Regions from separate parts of the Homo sapiens genome. Here region 2 is linked to region 1. A link is a contact called in ENCODE Hi-C or POLR2A ChIA-PET data. All regions are on one chromosome and are shown on one strand. The core of a region is the stretch at or near the end of the contact, and the rest is flanking DNA. Distances in the headings are between cores, read along the strand shown. Region 1 overlaps CLDN14 (claudin 14). Region 2 has its middle 34 kb from the start of CLDN14.

What was found. A loop is a pair of places that touch in the nucleus more often than their neighbours do. ChIA-PET counts read pairs that join two places held with the same protein, here RNA polymerase II (POLR2A). Pooled maps may share reads with other maps.
Region 2: a loop to region 1 is called in a map with no recorded cell type, with 2.8 times the contacts of the local background. The contact joins two enhancer-like sites. A Hi-C loop is called at or near these places in 4 of 168 maps with a recorded cell type or tissue (PC-3, endothelial cell of hepatic sinusoid, heart left ventricle and 1 more), 2 of 37 single-sample maps with no recorded cell type and 2 of 50 pooled maps. POLR2A ChIA-PET finds 5 or more read pairs at or near these places in 1 of 52 experiments (K562).

What each region holds. Positions count from the first base shown.
Region 1 is chr21:36,470,278-36,472,977 of GRCh38, forward strand. The region is part of intron 1 of CLDN14 (claudin 14); the gene reads right to left. The region is part of intron 2 of CLDN14-AS1 (CLDN14 antisense RNA 1); the gene reads left to right. Among named protein-coding and RNA genes, the nearest start is that of CLDN14, 8.5 kb to the right of the region's middle. RefSeq lists enhancers at 204-703, 1,199-1,258. Within about 2 kb of position 1,299, at least 3 of the 41 ENCODE cell types and tissues checked have a DNase peak (open chromatin) inside an H3K27ac peak, as active enhancers do.
Region 2 is chr21:36,512,311-36,515,010 of GRCh38, forward strand. It overlaps a transcript of CLDN14 not described here. Among named protein-coding and RNA genes, the nearest start is that of CLDN14, 34 kb to the left of the region's middle. Within about 2 kb of position 1,269, at least 2 of the 41 ENCODE cell types and tissues checked have a DNase peak (open chromatin) inside an H3K27ac peak, as active enhancers do.

The DNA.
Region 1 (2,700 bases), core at 49-2,548:
TAAGATAAGGTCATACGTAAAATAGAGTGGCCCCTAAGCCAATAGGGCTGGTGTCCTTATAAGAGGATGGGCATATGAAGACGGAGATAGAAAGAACATGTGCAGACGGAGGCAGAGAGTGGAGCGAGAAGTTACCAAGTCAAGGAATGTGGAGGATCGCCAGCAACCCGCGGAGAATCGCCAGCAACCCGCAGAGGCCCAGCAGGAGGCCCAGGACAGATGCTCCCTCACAGCCCTGGAAGGAACCAGCCTGCCCACACCTTAGTTTCAAGCTTCCAGCCTTCAGAATCATGACAGAATAAATTTCTGTTGTTTCAGGCCTCCCAGGTTGTGGTGCTTTGTCATGGCAGCCCCAGGAAACAAACACAGCAGAGTAGCTGAATGGTGGCACGGGGAATTACAGAGAAAATGCTCGGCCAGGCCCCATGGCACAGGCCTATAATCCCAACACTTTGGGAGGCTGAGGTGGGAGGATCACTTGAGCTGAGGAGTTCAAGACCAGCCTGGTCAACATGGTGAAACCCTATTTCCACTAAAAATAAAAAAAAATTAGCTGGGCATGGTGGCTCAAGCCTATAATCCCAGCTACTTTGGAAGCTGAGGTGGGAGGATGGCTTGAGCCTGGGAGGCATAGATTGCAATAAGCAGAGATTGTGCCACTGCACTCCAGCCTGAGTGAGAGAGCAACATCGTATTTCAAAAAGCAAACAAACAAAAAAACCTCATTTGTGATTATAAGAACTGCGTCCCCTTCCAGGACAGGCATTGAGTGTGATCTGGTGGCTTCACATTTGTCATTGATAAAAACAGGCCAGGTGCAGTGGCTCACACCTGTAATCTCAACATTTGGAAGGCCAAGGTGGGAGGACTGCATGATTCCAGGAGTTCGAGGCCATTCCTGAGCAGCATAGTGAGATCCTGTCTCTACAAAAAACAAACAAACATAAAAACAAAAAACAAAGCCATGGTTAGCTTCATGTCTCAAAGTGTGGAGGACAAAATCTAAGGAAAAGGTAGAGGACATGGAGAAAGAAGAATCTGGAAAGTCCCCTGCAAATTTGAAAATTCAAGTGCAAACACAATCTATAGTAAGTAAGCCATATAGTAATCAAATGACTCAGCTTCTCCAGGCTTAAAAAGTGTGTGAATTCACTTAGCTCACAGAGAGTTTGGGGGGGCTCATGTCTCCAGCTTGTGTGCAATTGGCTGGGGTATAATTGGTGACTGACCTTTTCAGGCTGGGTGTCTGGTTTTCTTAAGTCAACATGTCTTGATTTCATAGAGCATAAAAGCCCCAAATTTGGGGCAGAGTCCAGATTTGAATAAGGTGACTCAGAAGCCTGCTGAAGCTTTACCTTGGAAATCCAGCAGAGCCCACTAGGCTCCGCCTTTAGTCAGGACTTACAGCAAAATAGAAAAAGAAAGCAAACCCCAAACAAGCAATAGGACATTGTCACACCTGGCTGAAAACCTTCATGAATTAGACAACTATTCTGTGAATTTCGTAAGCCTCTGAAAATTATTTACTTGAGAATTGAACTGGGGATAAACTGCAGTGGTTAAAATGTGTCAAATGAAAACATAAGGCTAAGATTTTCTAATGGTAAGGAAAATACTATTAAACATGAGGTTTAAAACTCATTCTCTGTAAATTTAGCCTTTGAAGCCCAGGTGCTCCAAAGCAGTTAGTTGTTAATGATAAGAGTAAAAACAGTCATAGTTAAAGTTCCAGAGTGTTTATGATATGCCAAACATGTGCTAAGTGCTTCTGTGGGCATGCAATGAACTCTTAAACAAATCGCAATGCGCATTTTGCCATCTTTATTTACAGATAGGGAAACTGAAGTGTAGAAAGGTTACATAACTTGTCCAAGGTTACGTCTGGGCTGAATTAGGGAGACCAAACAGGAGGTTCTTGTGATCTTTCAGGTAAGAGATGCCAGGAGGCCGAGCCAAGGTGGTGGAAATAAAGGTGGGTGCCAGGAAGAGGTCAGTTTCTATATTCAGGTGAGGCTAGCGGGATGTGCTGATGGTTTAGCTGCGGGGTGTGAGACACAGGTGCCTAAGGTTATTGTCTTGGGCAACTGGAGGAATGGAGTTGCCACTTATTGAGAGCTTGAAGAGGGTTGGAGATCTGGGTTTGGAGGATGTGATGATCAATTTTTTGTGTCAACTTGGCTGGGCCATGGGGTGCCCAGATATATGATTGAACACTATTCTTCATGTTTCTGTGAAGTTAGTCCTTGGACAAGGTTAACATTGAAAGCAGATTGCCCTCCATAGTGTGGGTGGGCCACACCCAGTCAGGTGAAGGCCAGACTGGAACCAGAAAAAACTGGTGTCTCCATCAGCTCAGGCTGCCACAACAAAATACCACAGACTTGCTGGATTAAGCCACAGAAATTAATTTTCTCACAATTCCGGAGGCTGGAAAGTCCAAGACCAAGGTTCTGGCTGCTTGGGTTCCTGGTGGAAATTCACCTGACGTCTTCTTTGCATGCAGGCAGAGGAAATCTTTCTCTCTTTCCCTTCTTTTTAGAGCACGAATCTCATTGTGAGGGCACCCACCCTCATGACCTCATTGAACCCTAATGACCTCCCAAATGTCCCGTCTCCAAATACTATCACATCGGGGCTTAGGGCTCCAACATAGGAATTTTGGGAGAATGCAAATGTTTAGTCCATAACATGCAGCTTCAC
Region 2 (2,700 bases), core at 19-2,518, 42 kb after region 1:
GAGGGCTTCACCTGAGGCAGTCAGAAGTGCTAAGAGAAGATTTATGTGGTAAGGGAGAGGGAATCTTTCCAACAATAGCTATTAATTGACTTTCATTTTGTAGAAGAATATTGTATTAAGTGTTTGGAGATAGGAAAAGTATGGCATGCTCTCAGGATGTTTATAATTTACTTGGGGAGATAAGGCACATGATTGAAAAGCTAGTAAAATACAAGACAATAGAATATCCACTCTCCGGAATAATATTCAGCCATTAACATGGATGAATTGGATCCGTATGTACTCAGACTTGTGCAGGAAAAGGTCAGTAGCAGAACAAGACACCATCTATGTAAAAATTAAAGCAAAGCACACAGATGTGTGTGGACATATATGTGTATGCATGTGAACATATCTGTGTATGCCTGTGAACATATGTGTGTATGCACACGGCTGAAGGGGGACTGGAGGAAAGCACGTGGAAAAAGAGCCAGAGGTTCCTCCTGGGGAGGGAAGTGAGACTGGGGAGGACAGAGAAGGGCACCTTTCATATTTTTACCACACATACTTTTGTATTGAATACATTATTTAGAACAAGAAAGTCTTTCTATATTTCTTATGTAAAAAAGGAAAAGAATGAAAAACATAGCAACAAAGCAAGTACATGATTGATGCCAAGGGGTAACCCTAAAGGTAAAAATGGTGGCGTAGTCTGCCCATCACCTCACAAACTCTGCTGCCGCTCCTCTTCCTCCTTGTTTACAGAATCCCATTTTTGCTCAGGAATCTACCTGCCTGTGTCTCACGAGATATCTGGAAAAACATAAAATCATGGTGGTCCCATCCCATCCCATCCCTCTGCAGTGATTTGTGGCACTTGGTCATGTGATGCCATCAGGGCCAATGAGATTGGAGGAACTGTCCAGGGGGCTGCTGAGTAAAGCTTCTTTGCTCTTAAAAAGAAGAACAAAGAAGCCAAAGGACCACTTTTTCCTTCAACAGGATAGCACCGTTTCTGGATGTGATGACTGGCAATGCGGCAGCCATTTGAGCCTTAGGGAGCTATCCTGGGGACCAAGCCAAACTCTGAGGATGTTGGTAGAAAGATGGAAAAGCCTGAATCCTTGAAGATATTGTTGAGCCACTGAATCAACCTACCCTGGAGCTGTCCTAGCTCAGGACTTCAGCTCCAGTGACAGAACACATTTTTCTTTTTGTTAAAGCCAGCTGAGGTGGGGATATCTATTACCTTCCAACTCACATGCCAGTCACAGGAAGCCCTGTTTGTGAGGCTTCAAGCCCCTTGGGTGCATTTGAGGGGAAGTTTGAGTCCTCAGGGACATGCCCTCTGGGGACAAGAATGAGAAGGGGTCATAAGCCCTCTGTGGCTGGGGAGGCAGAGAAGTCATCCTGAGCTAGGGTCACTCTTTGCCCTGGCACCTCAGTGGGTGAGAGGAACTGCCAGGGTGAGGTAGGGAGATATATTTAATACAAGCAGCCCCTCAGTCTGGCCCCTGGGATAATTGATACGAGTTCTTTCTTTCTTTCTTTTTTAAAATTGAAACAGGGTCTAACTTTTTCGCTCAGGCTGGGGTGCAGTGGCACGACCTCCGCTCGCTGCAGCCTTGACCTCCCGGGCTCAAGCAATCGTCCCATCTCAGCCTCCCCAAGTACCTGGGACCACAGGTTCACACCACCATGCCTAGCTTATTTTTATTTATTTATTATTTATTGATTTATATTTTTTTGTAGAGACAGGGTTTCTCACGTTGCCCAGGCTGGTCTCAAACTCCTGGGCTCAAGTGATCCTCCTGCCTCAGCCTCCCAAAGTGCTGTGATTACAGGTATGAGCCACTGCACCCAGTCTACAAGTTCTTAACAGAATCAGAAGGTGTAGCTGGGAGACAAAAGACCCATCACAGCTTCGTGATATTTGGAGGGAAGTTTTCTTCCTTCAGAGCAGAAAGGATCACTGCTGTCATGGGGGAAGAATATTAGCAGCCTCATGGGAGCTGGAGTGAGGCTGGAGTTGGGACAGTGGCCAGCCTTACAGAGCCATGGGTAGGTTGCAAGGGCTAGGCAAGCAGAGCCCCATGGCCGTGCTGTGGTGGGGAAGAGGCAGGCAGGGGGAAAGCCCACTGCAGGTATTTCCACAGTGCGCCAGAAGCAATGATGGTTTCAATTGGTTGGTAGATGAGTCTCCCTGAATTAAACTCCACTCATCCCAAACTGGTATTGATTTAAAATATCTTAAACTGGGATAATCTCTTGCAGTATGTTGGAGCTGTGCACCCGAAGAGAGAAGGGGAAATAAAGTCTTATCGTGAGAGAAAGTGTGTGTGTGTGTGTGTGTGTGTGTGTGTGTGTGTGTGTAGAGAGACAGGAGGGAGAGAAGAGGAGGACATGGGAAGAGAGGAGAGGAGAAGGGGGAGAAGGGGAGAATGAGTCCTCATTTAACCTGGTCCTGAGGAGGGGGTGGCTGGTTTCTGCACTGAGATATAGGTGTTTCCTTCTCTTGCCTTGCCTCCAGCTTGAAATCAACCACTTCCCTCATTTCCTTGGAATGAAGTCAAGGAAGACTTGCTTACTCTTACAGTGCAAAACCCAGCCCCGGGTCTTCCCACTGTTATCTACTGAACCCTAAGGTCACTCAGAGCGACTTGAAAGTGTTTCAGGGGCCATAAATGCTCAACTCAAATCTCATTTAAAAATTTTCCCACT